2 separate regions of the Homo sapiens genome follow, and region 1 is linked to region 2. The links are chromatin loops, found by intact Hi-C in ENCODE. Cell type or tissue: PC-9. All regions are shown on one strand. Links, peaks and the distances in the headings refer to the core of each region. The heading gives the core; the rest is flanking DNA.

Region 1 (7,703 bases), core at 1,584-6,583, 140 kb before region 2:
CAGCTCAAATGGACTACAATAGAACTGCAAATTAAATATCTCACTGTTATACTACCACACATCCAGTTGAATGGCAAAAAGAAAAAAGACAGGCAATACTAAGTTTTGGTAAGGATATGGAGTAACTAAAACTCTCACATACTTATGATGAGAATTTAAGTTACTATCTCTACTAACAAAATTGAATACATATGTACCCTATGACCCAGCAATTCCACTCAACTGAAATGTTCATATATGTTCACCAAAAGACATGCAAAAATGTACTTAGGAGCACTATTTATTATAGCCCCAACTAGAAACCACAAATGTCTGTCAACAATAGTATGTATAAAGGAATTATGGTATATGTATATGATGGAACCCTATACAGCAATGAGAACGAATGAATCTTAATTCCAACTCTGTGAAACACCGTGATGAATCTCACTCACAGAGTGAATGTGAGAGAAATAAACCAGGCACAAAACAGTAGATACTACAATTTTCTTTCTATAAAGTTAAAAAACAGACAAAACTTATCAGTTAAAAGTCAGAATAGTAGTTACCCTTGTTGGGGACAGTGACTTAAAGAGGGCATGGGGGAGCCTTCGGGATTCTGTCACTGTCTGGTTCATCATCTGGGTACTGGTTATACAAGTGCGTTTTCTTTGCAAAAATTCAGTGAGCTGTACGCATTTGATCTGTGCACTTTTCTGTTTGTATATCTTCATAAAATTATGAAGATAAAAATCAATGGTGCATGCAAGAGTAAAGTTGGACTCTTACTTCACACCATATAAAAAATTAACTCAAAATGGACCACAGACCTAAATATAAGAGCTGACATTATAAAACACTTAGAAGAAAACATAGGTATAAATCTTCACGAACTTGGATTTGGCGATGGTTTGTTAGATATGACACCAAAAACACAAGCAACAAAGAAAAAGATACATAAGTCAGACTCCATCAAAATTGAAAACTTATGTGCTTCAAAAGGCACTATGAAGAAAGTGAAAATATAACCCACAGAATGGGAGAAAATACTTGCAGATCATATATCTGATAAGAATCTAGCATCTAGAACATATAAAAGACTCTTAAAAGTCAACAATAAAAAGACAAATAACCAAATTTTTAAATGGACAAAGGATTAAATAGACATTTCTTCAAAAAAGATATACAAATGTTCAATAAGCAATGCAATGATGCTCAACATCATTAATCATTAGGGAAATGCAAATCAAAACCACAGAGATACCACTTCACACACAGTACCATGGCTAACATAAAAAAGACAGATCCAGACAATAACAAGTGGTGGTGAGGACGTGGAAAAATTGGAACTCTCATACATTGTTGGTGGGAATATAAAATGGTGTAGCTGCTTTGGAAACCAGTATTGCAGTTCTTCAAAATGTTTGACATAAAGTTACTCTATACTCCATATATTCTACTCCTAGGTATATACTCAAGAGAAATGAAGACATATGTCTACACAAATAAGTGTACATGAATTTTATCGCAGCACTTTCAAAATAGCCAACAAAAGTAAAAAGAGCCCAAATGTCCATCAACTTATGAATGAATCAGCAAAATGTGGTATATCTACATAATCAAATATTGTTCAACCATAAGAGGAATGAAGTGCTAATGTGTGCCACAATATGGATGAATCTTGAAAGCATGTTAAGTGAAAGAATCCAGTCAAAAAGGCCACGTATTGTGTAGTTCCATTTATAGGAAATGTCCAGAAGGGGAAAATCCATAGAAATAAAAAGCAGATTAGTGGTTGCCAGGGGCTGTGGGAAGAAGAGAATAGGAAGTGACTGTTAATAGGCACTTTTTGTTTCCTGGGGAGGGGAGTGATAAAAAATATTCTGGAATTATACAGTAGTAATATCGCACAACTTTGTGACTATACTTTAAACCATTGAGTTGTACACTTTAAAAGGTTGCATTTTATAGTATGTGAATTATATCTTAATTTTAAAAATCTGGCAGAGGGAGACAAAATAAATAAAGTAACTAGGTAATATGAAAAAAATCAATAGCACAGTTAAATTACTTTGTTTGGAGACCATCTTTGTATCCCTTGCAAGAGCCTGCTGGATTCCATTCTAAACCTTCCATGCTGAAGAGTATGAAATCATGAAGCAGGGATGTGTACACTGTTATCTATCCCTACTTTTCTCCCTGTAGTACCTCCCACCTTGCCTTGTATGTTCATTTTTGCCTTATAGACTAGGGTTTCTCCAAGTGTCACCTGAGTCCAATTGCATCCCAAATCTCTTCTAATGCTTGTGCAAAATTCTTGGGCCTCACTCCACATACACTGAAACAGAAACGCTGTGGGTATAACTCTGGACTTGACATTTTTAACAAGTTACCCACCTATTAAAAATAATACTATTATTAATAATAGTAGCTTTTACCTATAAAATACTATTAATATGTGCAGGCACCATTCCAAATGCTTTACATAAACTGACTTATTTAATCCTCAGCACAATCTATGACTAGGTACTATTATTGTCACCATTTTACAGATGAGTAAACTGAGATACTGATAGATTAAGAAACTTTCCCAGAGGCATAGAACTATTAAGTGTAGAGCTGAGAATGAAATGCAGGCAGCCTAGCTTCAGACTGCAAGCTTTCCACCAGGGCGCAATACCACCTCTTCTCCCCATTGATTCTTATGCTTCAGTCTAAGATTCACTGCAATGATTATTATTTAATGCATCACTTGCACCTGCAGAAATAAAAATCTGTCTCTGCCTTTGATGTGGAAATTTACAAAACCCAATCATCTTAAGGGGAACGTGCCAAGCTGGTATGAGATAGTAAGTTTGGAAATTTGGACATGAAACTAGTACACCTTTGGGAAAAGCATCATGCCCCCTCCCCACCCCCAATCAATGAACTGCAATGATGCAAACCACCCAGAGAAGAGGCCTGTCTGCTGTGGGAGAAACCTGGCCTGAGTTCCATTCTGAAGCCTGGACCAGCCTTCCCCCATGGTGCTTCTGACTCACCAGGACAAGGTGGGGGAGCCTTATTTGTGGGTGTCATTGTTCTTGTCACAGAACTTGGTCAGGCCTGTTAGGAAGTCCCAGCCAGCTTCAGGTTGTCTACTGATGGCCCAGGCCACTTTCAGGCTGGAATTGGGCCTCACAGCTTCTGTGTGGCCAGAGTCAGCACATCCACAAGGGCCAGGGTTGGCTCCACATCACATGGGCACCTTCCAGTGCAGCTCTCCCAGGTGACAGGAGGCACACTGACAAGAGCTTGGTGTTGGATGGTGGAAAGGGCACTAGCCTGGGATGAGAAGACACAAGAAAAATTGCTGCATCTGCCCCTGTGGGTGGGTGCAATGGGCAGTCATGCGGTCTCTAAAGCCTCAGACACCTCACCTGTAGAATAAGGAAAATACTTCCCAGCCAACGCCTCTGCAGGTGGCTAAGATGACTGATAAAGAAAACATCAGTGAAACTGCTTCCTCCAGCATTGGCGTCATTCTGAATTGCCAATCTATAACTCTATGTCTGGCCTTCCTCAACTCTAAAGGACTGGCATTCGCTCACTCATTCAACAAATATTAATTGAGTGAACGTGTGACTTTCCACGTAGATAACATGGAGATCTGCAAAGTGACTAATAGGCATCTGAAGGCTAACGTAGTTGAAGCAGAACTCTTGTTTCTCCAGGAAACCAGCCCCTCTTCCAGCTTGCCCCATCTAGGAAACAGCATCCATATCCATCCACTTGCTGAAGCTAAAACTCAGGAGTCAGCTTTAACTTCTCCCTTACTTCTTTCAATCCCTGAGCAAAGCCTTGAACATGCACTTGAGTCTCTCTCCCACTTGCAACACCAGATTCCAGTCCAGTGCCACCATCCGGCTCTTCATCCATGGCACCACCTCCATGCCAGTCTCTGCTTCTTTTCAGAGGCTCTATATTCAGCAGGCAGGACAAATCACATCACGTCCCTCCCCTGCTGGGAAGTCTGCAGTGGCTTCCCAGTGCACTTGAACTGAAAGCCATGCTGTCAAGGCCCAACATGACCTGGCCCCTTCCCCTCGTACGCAGCTCTCCTTTACTGTGTTCCAGCCACTCCAGCCAGCCTACTTACTCATCCCAGCATGCCAAGCTCATTCCCATCCCAGGCCTTTGCGCTGGCTACTGACCCTATCCTGGAATGCTCTTCTGCCGGAACATTGCCTGACTCCTTCTCATCACCTATGTTTCAGTTCAAGTAGCATATCCTCAGTGAAGCCACCACTCCCTGTCCTGAGTTACTCTCTACCTCTTTATCTGTTCCAGTTTCTGTTATGATCTGATATTGCACCTGTTAGGATCTGATGTTATCCTAACTATGTGTTTATCTACATGTCAAGTATCTGTCATTCCCCTCAAATATACTCTGTTTCACAAGAGAGGCAGTTTGTCTGGTTATCCCCAGCTCCTAATGCTTGACACATAACTGGCACTTAACAAATATTTCTCAAAGGGATGAACTGATATTACTATTACTGCACTGCTTTCAAATACATTTGTCTTGTTCTGAAAAGAATTTAAGGGGGTTATAGAACTGAATGAAATGGAATAAGATTTGTAAAATACCAGCCTAGGAAATTAGGTTTTTTAAGAAAGAGGGTAGGAAACTTAGAAGAACTCTTAGCCTTGCATTGTTCCTGGGCTCAGCCCCGGGAGCGCCTCTTCTCCACCCTCATGCTACCCCCACCTACCCTTTATTCTGCCATCTGCTCTAGGCTGTGGCTCCGAATACCAGCAATGCATTTCTATTCAGCCAGATGTCTACCTGAAACCCAAGCTCACTCATCTCCACTTGGGGTCTAACAGGCCCCGCACTCCTAGCGTGTTCAAATCTACTGCCCCAGATTCCCTTCATGGGAGAGCATGTAGTTAAAGACACTCTATCCTTCCAATTTCTCAGGGTCATCCTTGGCCCCCTCCTGTCCTTCGTGCCCCACACTGTATCTATCAACAAATCCTATTACCCAGAATGTGACCTCTTCCCACCTACTACCATGCTGGCTCAGCACACCATCTCCTCTGAGATCCTGCAGGGGTCTCCTAAGTGGTCTCCCTGCTTCTACCTCTGTCTCCTATGTGTGCTGTCAGCTCGCTAGCTAGAGGGACCCTTTGAAGTTATGCCACTCCTCTGCTCCAAACCCTCTAATGGCTTCTCATCTTACGCAGTGTAAAGGCCCAAGTACAGCAAAGCCCTCTGAAGCTCGACAGGAGCTTGCTTCCGGTTACTTCTTGGACCCTATCGCTGCCTCACCCACTCCACTTCAGCCACGCCATCCTCCTTGCTGTTTCTTCAACATGCTGGGCACACTCCTGCCTCAGGGTTTTGAACTCCCTGTTTCCTATCTCTGGAATGCTTTTTTTCCCCAGGGATCTAGACAGCACACATCACTCCTTCAGGCTTTGCTCAGATGGCAACTTCTCCGTCAGTGCTTCTCAGACCTCTGCTCTATTTAAAATGTATTTTCAGAGTAGTATCTAGAACAGTGTTTGGTGGGTAGCAGGTACTCAGTAACTACTTGTTGTTTAATGAGTGCAGATGAAGAAGAGTGAGGCAAAGGCATGAAGCACACACTTCAAGGTCTTTATATTGCTTAGTGTTGAGCCACAAACTTGCCGCTCCACTTTCTAACAGTCAGCACACACATGAAAGCAGTTTCAGTTATGCGCATCACAGTACCCGTCTATAAAATCCAATCAAACCATTTGTTCAGGAAAAACTTAATAACTCTTCCTGATACCGAGATCAGAGAGAAAGCTCTCCCATTACACTTTCTGAAGAGGTTGTAATATTGTGAGCAAAGTCCTCAGTTCAGAGCACTAGAAAGCTGCAGCAACAAGGAGCAGAGTGCTTCTTATTACATTTTCCAGTGTGGTTGATGACTTATACCAGAGTATAATTAAGGTAAAAGCAGGGCCAGAACAGTTTGGTGCCGAGATGCAGCTTTCTTTTGAATGGATCCAGGAACATACCTAGAGTAGCAGGAACAGATCTATACTCCCAGAAACAAACCTGGAGTACCCAGGATCAGGCATGCTTTATGGCTCTTGCCAGTGCCTCTGAATGAAGCTTGCGTTTGCTGAGAAATTGGCAGGTAGTTTATGAGAATGGGTCATTCTTGGAGTGTCATGGAGATTGTACCAATATAGCTTTAGAAGCACGACCATGGTCCATGTACATGCATTCCCTGGAGTAATGCAGTGCACAACCTGTACAACTGAGTGAGGCATCCCCATTTAGGACGCTGGATAAGTGTAGAGACCTAGGCTTTAACTAGTAGCCAAAGCCAAAGGTGGCTTGCCACATATGTATAAAAGATGCAGTGCCAAAAAAGGATACATAATATCTAATGTACTGCAGAAAAGGGCTAAAGGAATAGCAGTGGGCAGGGCCAAGATGCTTCATAGAAAGAACCTGGAGTTGGGCTATCAGAGAATGGCTACAAGAATACTAGAGTGAAAATGCTCAAAGCAGTTGAAACAAAATATACTCGCCCATGCCAGCTATAAAAGATCTCAGCAGAGCTCCCACTGACCAACTCACTTGAGCTGTGTGGTTTTTCTTCAGTGCACAATTGTGAAATAAACATTGAGGTAGGGCCGGGCACGGTGGCTCACGCCAGTAATTCCAAGACTTTGGGAGGCCGAGGCAAGTGGATCACGAGGTCAGGAGTTCCAGATCAGCCTGACAAACATGGTGAAACCCCCGTCTCTACTAAAAATACAAAAATTAGCCAGGTGTGGTGGCGTGCGTCTGTAATCCCAGCTACTCAGGAGGCTGAGGCAGGAGAATTGCTTGAACCTGGGAGGCAGAGGTTGCAGTGAGCCAAGATCGTGCCACTGAACTCCAGGCTGGGTGACAGAAAGAGACTCTATCTAAAAAAAAGAAAAAAAAGCCAGGCACAGTGGCTCACACCTGTAATCCCAGCACTTTGGGAGGCCGAGGCGGGCAGATCACAGGGTCAGGAGATCGAGACCATCCTGGCTAACACAGTGAAACCCCATCTCTACTGAAAATACAAAAAAAAAATTAGCCAGGCGTGGTGGTGGGCGCCTGCAGTCCCAGCCACTCGGGAGGCTAAGGCAGGAGAATGGTGTGAACCCAGGAGGCAGAGCTTGCAGTGAGCCGAGATTGCGCCACTGCACTCCAGCCTGGGCGACAGAGCGAGACTCCGTCTCAAAAAACAAAAAAAACAAACAAAAAAAACACATCGAGGTAGATGGCTGAATTACATTGCTATTTGGGATTGCTAGCCGTAAACTATTAAATCAGGAGCAGTTACCAGAACTGATGACTGCAGTAAGGTTTCCCACTAAGAAATTTGATTCTATAAAATTTACAGTAATACAAATACAAATATTCACTCCACTGGGGTTCACACTCAGTTCTTCTGTCCAAGGGCTCCTAATTTGCACATGACAGGAAGATCAGTATTTCCCTGTGTCCATGTGTAAGAAGTACATTTCTTGAATTTTTGTGGTAAGTCAAGGACTTCCATGAGAATTAATTTTCACATGCATACATCCCCCAAAGATATATTTTGTCTTTCATTTATTGGAAGATATGAAGAAATTACATGATAATTAAGCTGAAAAATATGCAATGTGGCGATGACTAAGCAAACACCTCAGCTTTCATGATCGCCATTATCATAGCTGACTGG
Region 2 (7,703 bases), core at 1,565-6,564:
GTAGCAATTTCTTACACATTCTTAGAGATTACTTGAGAACCTCCAGGGAAGACTACACTTCCTGTCAGGCTGGGCTGGTGGATGTTCAAGTCAGTATTGTTTGAATATTAAAGAAATGTAACCTTATTTTATCCCTATAGCTGATGCAGCAGGACATTCAATACAAAGAGAGAGAAGATGAAGCTGTATTAACACATACATATATGTTCTACTTATTGATACATTTATATATATGTATACACACACACATTTATTCTTATTCAAACACATACACACTCACATAAAAATGGAAAGATATTCACCTAATTTTTTAAATGATTATCTCCAAGTAGTGGGATTATAGATTTATTCTTTTAGTTTTTCTATATTTGACACATTTTCTTCAGCAAACAAATATTACTTAAATAAGCAAAACAATTGTATTAAACACACACACACACACACACACACACACCCACACACAGCAAGTCCGGCTAACTGGTCACGCTGCTGATGCCTCCATGCTTTGTTCCTGCAAATGCCTTCTCCCTCCTCTCTCCCTTTCAACATCTTCCTCGCCCTGTAAATAATCTCAGCTCAAGCATCATCTCCACTAGAAAGCTCTCCTGATGCCCACCTTCCCCAGGGACCCTATACCCCACTTTCTTTGTGCACTTGCTGAACTAGGTAGAGACATTTATGATGGTGCCTTACAGCTATGCATGGCCTGCTCGCCTGATTGCCAGTGCCTGCAGGCCTGGCTCTGTGCCGCTCATCTGCACAGTGCCTCACCCTCAGTAGGGAATTGGGAGATAAGGGATGAATCCCTGAGCCTCTCCTAGGTCACTGATATGGCTGCTCATTGGTCATTCTCCTCTGTAGCTGAGATCACATTGCCCTCCTTACAAACTACTGATGGCTCCTTACTGCCTACTGAAAAAAATGCAACATCTTAGGGCATCCAAGAGCCTCCACAATATGATACCAGCTTGTACCCCATCCCAGGAGTACTCATCCAGCCCTAAACAGGTCATGCCTCCCCACCTTTGCCACTGCTATTCTTTTAAACTAAAATGATTTTCCCCATCTCTACCTAAGGAGTGTCTAAAAATAATTTCTACTCATCCTTACACTAGCTCGAAAGCCACTGATGCTCTGATGTGCTCATCAAAATCTCTGTTGGGAGTATCTGCAATCTCATATGCCCTGGGGTTCCTGTCTGTCCCTACAGCCACGTAAAGTAAGCACCATGAAGGCAGGGGTCATGCCTTAATCTTAATTTAGGAGGCACTCACTGAGGAGCTGTTGATTTAAAATGATTTGGAAAAGAAAAAGTCCACGTTCTCTTCCAAATGAAGGGCTATACAAGTTACTGTGAATGGTTTTAATACAGAAAATGAGAGAAAAGAGATCCAAAAAAATAAAGTGAAATGGGATAGGTTACCAAACAAAGAATGAAACCATATAAGTAGAATTTGCTTTAAGATAAACATTTAGGTATTGAATATCTGAGATTTCTGTTTCCTTGTTTTATGAGCACAGGATTGTAGGAGAGTCAGCGAGCAACCCCAACACCCTTAAGTTCTTAGGTGGTATTTTTGGCTAGAACTAGAAACCAAATGGACACCAGGCAGATTAACAAGATAAAAGCATACTAATTGTATTGGTTTTAAGGAACGTAGGTGTCATGCCAGATCCCTATTGACTCCAATAGGAATGGCACCATGTCTGAGAGGCCAAACAAGAGACCCAGAGCCAGCAAACGAGACACGGGGTTTTATTAGGGAGAAATTACATACAGGAATAGTCCAGTGGTGGAAGACTGAACAGGAAACTGTAACTGCTTGAAAAAAGCATGTAGTTTAGATAGCACCTTCACTTAGCACGCTCCCCCCGACAACCTCCATGTGGCAACCCTCATTTCTTAAGTCATTGCTGGCAGGTGCATCTGCCGTATAGGGTCATTCTCAGGGTGTGAATAAGTCAGTGCTGTCAGATGCAACTACTGTGCCCGTGGGATCTTCACAAGAGAGTGAAATCCAAAGAAATGCCCAAAGCAAGATGTCTTTATACTTTTTAGACAAAGAACAATGAATTTGAGAAGAAATGACAAGAAAAAGGGGATCTGGCTAGGGGTAGTAAATTTTAAGGGAGTCATAGGAGCTATATGAGGGGACATAAAACTAGTGGACGACAGGGGTTACTTCGGTAATATTTATTTAGGTCCACTGCAGCCTTAACTTCCCAGTCTCTGGTAATAAGGACGATTTTCTTGCCCTGGTACATGGAGGTCCCCCTCCAAGAGGAAGCTTTATGGCTTGCTGCATGCAGGGGGAGACAGGACAACTGGCCCTTTCTGAAACTACAATTTCTTCAATGTTTGTAACTCAAAATAATAAATATACCAATGTGGCATATTTTGAGATTGCACATTCTTCATTCCTTCAGAATTCAAAGTCACAGATGTTGGCTTTGTCCTTGACATTGCCTCTGATAAGTTTGGTGATCTTCACCAAGTCATCAAACCCTTCTGAGCTTTAATATCCTCCTCCTTAAAATGTATATAAGAATCAGTAGAAACAATAGCTACCACAGAGCTGTAAAGAGTTCATAAGGTGCTACAGAAATGTAAGGCATTTGTGAATGTGGTGTAATTTTTTTCAATAAATAAATATTAATTGAGCATCAATTATATGCCAGGTGCTAGGAAAAAACAGAAAAATAGCATTAGTGGCATCTACTTGCTTCCTTCCTTGCAGGCATATACTTTTGCAATTTGTTTCTGTCCTTCAGTGACATCAGTGCATAATGCCAGTTTCCCTCTCTTGTCTGTGATAGGGAAAGAGAGAAAGGAGCACACATAGCTCCCCACACATTCCCTGGCCCCAACCCTGCCAAGCCCTACACTGTAGAAACACAGAGGGAAGGCAGACAAAGGAGAGATTATGGGTATTAATGCTCTGGGGAAAATGCAAACCAGCCTGTTCATACCACCGGTCACAGAGTTTGATGATAGACCATGAGCTGTGACCATGAAAGGGATGCTGGCTTGACATTAGGATCAGTATATTTATAAGCAGATCAGGAGCTTATCCCATCATTAGAGCCTTTTGATCTTCCTTGCCCACCAAAAGGAAAAGCAAGACACCATCAAGTGAGGAGCCTGGGCCAAAGGTACCATGATACAGTCCAGTGCCTGAGGAATAAAACAGCCCCCGCCCTAGATGCTGCACTCAGATGGGAATGGAGGGAGTACTTGGGCACCTCTAGAATCATTCATTCAATCAAGCATTCAAAAAATACCTATCAAAACAGTGATAGGTATCAAAACCTATCAAAAAACCTGTCAAAACCTAACCAAAAAAGGTTAAAACACTGACTTTTTGCTGCACAAACCTGGGTTCAAAACTTAGCTCCACCCTTTAAAAGATATGGGACCCTAAGCAAGTTGCAGAACCTCCCTAAACCCACCACTTCATCCAGAAACTAGGATAACACTAATAGCTACCCTTAGAATTGTGGTGGAGATTAAATGTTACGGAGCTCTTAGCACTGTGCCTTGCAACTGCTAAGCATATAATGAATAATTGTTATTATAATCATCATTATCATTGATATGTGCCAGGCACCATCCTAGATCCTAGGGCCAAAGAGTTAGAGAAAAAAAAAAAAGTTATTGCACTCACTCAGGCAGACTACTCACTATAATACAATATGGTCAGTATTACAACAGGGCTAGGAACAAAAAGTTGTGGGAGAAAAGGGTTTGAGGGAGAGGGGTGGTGGCTTCCCAGAAGAGACAGTGTTTTCATTCAGCCTTAGAGGATAAGTAGGGATTTCACCAGGAGAAAGAGAGAGAATAAGGTAAGGCATTCCAGGCAGAGAAAATGTCCAAAGCAAAGTTATGGAGGAAGAAAGGAGCAAGGTGAGTTGAGACAGCTGCATGCAGTGCATCCTGGTCCTTCCTCTCCTCTAGTACATTGCAGAGAATCACCTTGTTCTGCTCAGAAAACACAACCTGGGGTGTGCTGGGCTGATAGAGAGATTCCAAAGAAGGAAGTGCCCAGGACTCTGGCACTCTTTCTGCTGCTTGGAATTCACCCTTCAGCCATTCCAGATGCCTGATTGCCAGGAGGAAGAGCAGAGTTGCCAAGGTCCTAGCTGAGGGAGAAAAGAGGGCAGAGCCTCCCCAGAGCTGGAAGGCCCTTTCAGCAGAGCCCTGGGGAAGCCACAGTCAGCTCCACGGCAGCAATCCCTGTAGGAGCAGCCAAGGAGCTGAAGCGCAGCCAGCCAGGCTGGCCAGCCAGCCTCCACCACAACAGTCGCTATTTACTTTGGATGCTGGCCGTCCCCACAATTCACACACAAGATTTATTACCAGAAAGTAAGTCATACAGGCTGCAGTAATAACATACTTCCTAAACGCAAGCCTTCACTCCTGTGGCTAGGGCAGGAGGATAGGACAGGAGGAATATCATCCAGTTATGGGGAACATCTATCATGCCTTATATGTTTAGAGAACATTTAAGTTCCCTAGGGAAGTCTTTCTCTGTGTCTTCAGCAACTTTGGTATCTGATCACTATAACAGGGTAATAGGCTGGAATTTTCTTTTTCTTTTTTTTTTTCTTGAGACAGAGTCTCGCTCAGTTACCCAGGCTGGAGTGCGGTGGTGTGATCTCAGCTCACTACAAGCTCCGCCTCCCGGGTTCATGCCATTGTCCTGCCTCAGCCTCTCGAGTAGCTGGGACTACAGGAGCCTGCCACCACGCCCGGCTAATTTTTTTGTACTTTTTAGTAGAGACGGGGTTTCACTGTGTTAGCCAGGATGGTCTCAATCTCCTGACCTCTTGATTCGCCCGCGTTGGCCTCCCAGAATGCTGGGATTACAGGCGTGAGCCACCGCGCCCAGCCTAGGCTGGAATTTCCAACTGTGTGTATACTCCCTGTCTTTTCCCTGACCTCTTATTTCAATCAGGAAACAAAGTTTTGTGATTTCTTGTAAGGGGATTCTGACAAAGTGGAAAGCAGACAGCAGACATCAATTCTAGAGCAACGGAAGTCAGAGGCCAAGGCAGGAAGAATGTCTTTAAGGAGCAGCAAGGTAGGAAATGGAGATTCCTAGAAACTGGAAAGAAGGTGGCAAGGTTTTAGAGAGGAGCCGCTAAGTGGTTATGGATTCCTGGAACTGAGCTTGGCCCTGAGGGGAAGAGAGAATTACCACCCAGCCACCTGTGCCAACAGATAGTTTCTGTCCATTGGAGACAGAAACAGGCCATTGGCTGGCCTGGTAATATGGTTTGGATGAACCCAAATCTCATGTCAAAATATAATCCCCAATGTTGGAGGTGGGGCATGGTAGGAGGTGACTGGATCATGGCGGGAGGATTTCTCATGAATGGTTTAGTGTCATCTCCATGGTATTGTCCTCACAATAGTAAGTTCTTGTGAGATCTGGTCATTTAAAACTGTGTGTCACCTCCTCATATCTCTTGCTCCTGCCTTTGCCATGTTAAGTGCCTGCTCCCGCTTTGCCTTCTGCCATATGAGTAAAAGCTCCCTGAGGCCTCCCCAGTAGCAGATGCTGCCATGCTTCCTGTACAACCTGCAGAACTGTGAGTCAATTAAACCTCTTTTCTTATAAATTACCCAGTCTCAGGTATTCCTTTATAGCAATGCAAGAACAGGCTAAAACACCTGGTCTACTACATTCTTATTTGCACTGTTTAAGCAGAAGAGTTCCAGGCAATACGAACTTAGTCTAATTTAAATCATAAAAACAGAGTCGCAGTTTCTGCAATCAATTCCTAGACTTGAGCCAGTTTACAGATCCCAAATGCCTTGAAAGAAGGGGAGGTTTGAGCTCCTTGAAGAAGTACCCATTACACTGCCAAAAGTTTATGCCATTAATCTTTTTCTCAGCCCTCCCCAAAGGACCTATGGCCTTCTGCCAGGGTGACTGTGCATTAGGGAAAACAAAATAATCAGACTTTTAGGTGATTATTGGACACTGACTTACTGGATTAGTGACACTAATCTTAGGAGACCCAAACCATCACTGTGGTCTATCAGTCAGAATATAAATTTTATTTATTTATTTATTTAGACATATGGTCTCACTCTGGTTGCCAAGGCTGGAGTGCAGTGGCATGATTTTGGCTCACTGCAGCCTCGACGTCCCCTGGCTGAGGTAATTTTCCCACCTCAGCCTCCAGAGTAGTTGGGACTACAGGCTCATGCCACTACATCCGGCTAATTTTTTTGTATTTTTAGTAGAGACCCGGTTTCACCATGTTGCCCAGGCTGGTCTTGAACTCCTGGGCTCGAGAAATTCACTCCCTTCACCCTCCCAAAGTGCTGGGATTACAGGCATGAGCTACCATGCCGTCCTAGAGTGGGAACTTCTGAAACTCAGGTAATTAGTGTAGTTTTAGCTCAAGTCACAGTGAGTCCAGTGGGTCTCCAAACGCATTCAGTGGTCATTTCTCCAGTTCCAGAGTAAATAATTGGAATAGACATATTCAGCAACTGGCAGGATCCCCATGCTTGTTCTCCGACTTGTGGAGTGAGGGCCATTACAATAAGAAAGACCAAGTGTAAGCCACTAGAATAGTCTTTACCTAGGAAAACAGTAAACCGAAAGCAATACTGCATTCATGGGAGGGATTCTAGAGAATGGTGCCACTATCAAAGGTTGGAAGGATGCACACGTGGTGATTCCCACCACATCCTCATTCAACTTGCCTATTTGGCCTGTACAGAAGACAGATAGATACTGGAGAATGGCAGTGGATTATAGTAAGCTTAATCAGGTGGTGACTTGAATTTCAGCTGGTCTTTCAGAAAAGGCTTCATTGCTTGAGCAAATTAACACATGCCCTATTACTGGTATGCAGCGACTGGTCTGACAAATGCCTTTTTCTCAATACCTATTAATAAAGACTACCAGAATTGATTTGCCTTCTGTTGGCAAAGCCAGCAATACACCTTAACTGCCTTACCTTGGGGTATATCAACCCTTCAAACCTAAATGTTATATTATAGTCTGCAGGGACTTGATCATCTTTCCATAAGACCACTGGTTTATTACATTGATGAATGCTGATTCCACCTAGTGAGCAAAAAGTAGCAATTATACTAATTAGTAAGACATTCGTGTGTCATATGGTAGGAAATAAATCTAACAAAAAGGGCCTTCCAACACTCCTTTATGATTAAGAAAACACTCAGCAAACTAGAAATAGAGGAAAACTTCCTCAAGTTGATAAAGCATATCTACAAAAAAATCTACAATATAATACCCAATGGTGAGAAACTACAAGCTTTCCCACTAAGTTCAGGTAAAAGGCAAGAATGTCTCTTCTCACCACTCCTTTTCAACATTGCACTGGAAGTCCTAACATAATGTGATTTTTTAAGGAAATAAAATGCATAAAGACTAAGAAGGAATAAATAAATCCGTGCTTGTTCACAGATAACCATGATTGCCTATGTAGAAAATCCAAAACAATCAACAAAAATATTCCTGGAATTAATCAGCAATTATAGCAAGTTTGCAGTATACAAGGTCAACATATAAAAGCCAATTGCTTTTCTATATACCAGCAATGAATAAGTGAAATTTGAACTTTAAAACACAATATTATCTACATTAGCATTTCCAAAAATGAAATACTTAGGTATCAGTTTTGTTTTAAATGTGCAATATCTATATGAAGGAAACTAA

Evidence for each region. Peaks named below come from ENCODE experiments on the same cell type or tissue, not always from the same donor. Only the 100,000 strongest peaks of a DNase experiment are listed, where the experiment ranks them.
Region 1: a loop joins it to region 2, with 6 times the contacts of the local background. A loop is called at or near these places in 17 of 110 quality-filtered maps.

The regions. Positions count from the first base shown.
Region 1 is chr1:94,638,748-94,646,450 of GRCh38, forward strand. All of the region lies in intron 3 of SLC44A3-AS1 (SLC44A3 antisense RNA 1), which reads right to left. Among named protein-coding and RNA genes, the nearest start is that of MIR12133, 99 kb to the left of the region's middle. In PC-9, for the core only: no CTCF peak of the experiment used is centred there; DNase peaks (open chromatin) are centred at 3,494 and 4,354; H3K4me3 peaks cover 1,545 bases; H3K27ac peaks cover 5,000 bases.
Region 2 is chr1:94,779,408-94,787,110 of GRCh38, forward strand. The region is part of intron 1 of SLC44A3-AS1 (SLC44A3 antisense RNA 1); the gene reads right to left. Among named protein-coding and RNA genes, the nearest start is that of SLC44A3-AS1, 37 kb to the right of the region's middle. RefSeq lists an enhancer at 3,755-4,517. In PC-9, for the core only: no CTCF peak of the experiment used is centred there; DNase peaks (open chromatin) are centred at 4,074, 4,564 and 4,884; H3K4me3 peaks cover 419 bases; H3K27ac peaks cover 3,053 bases.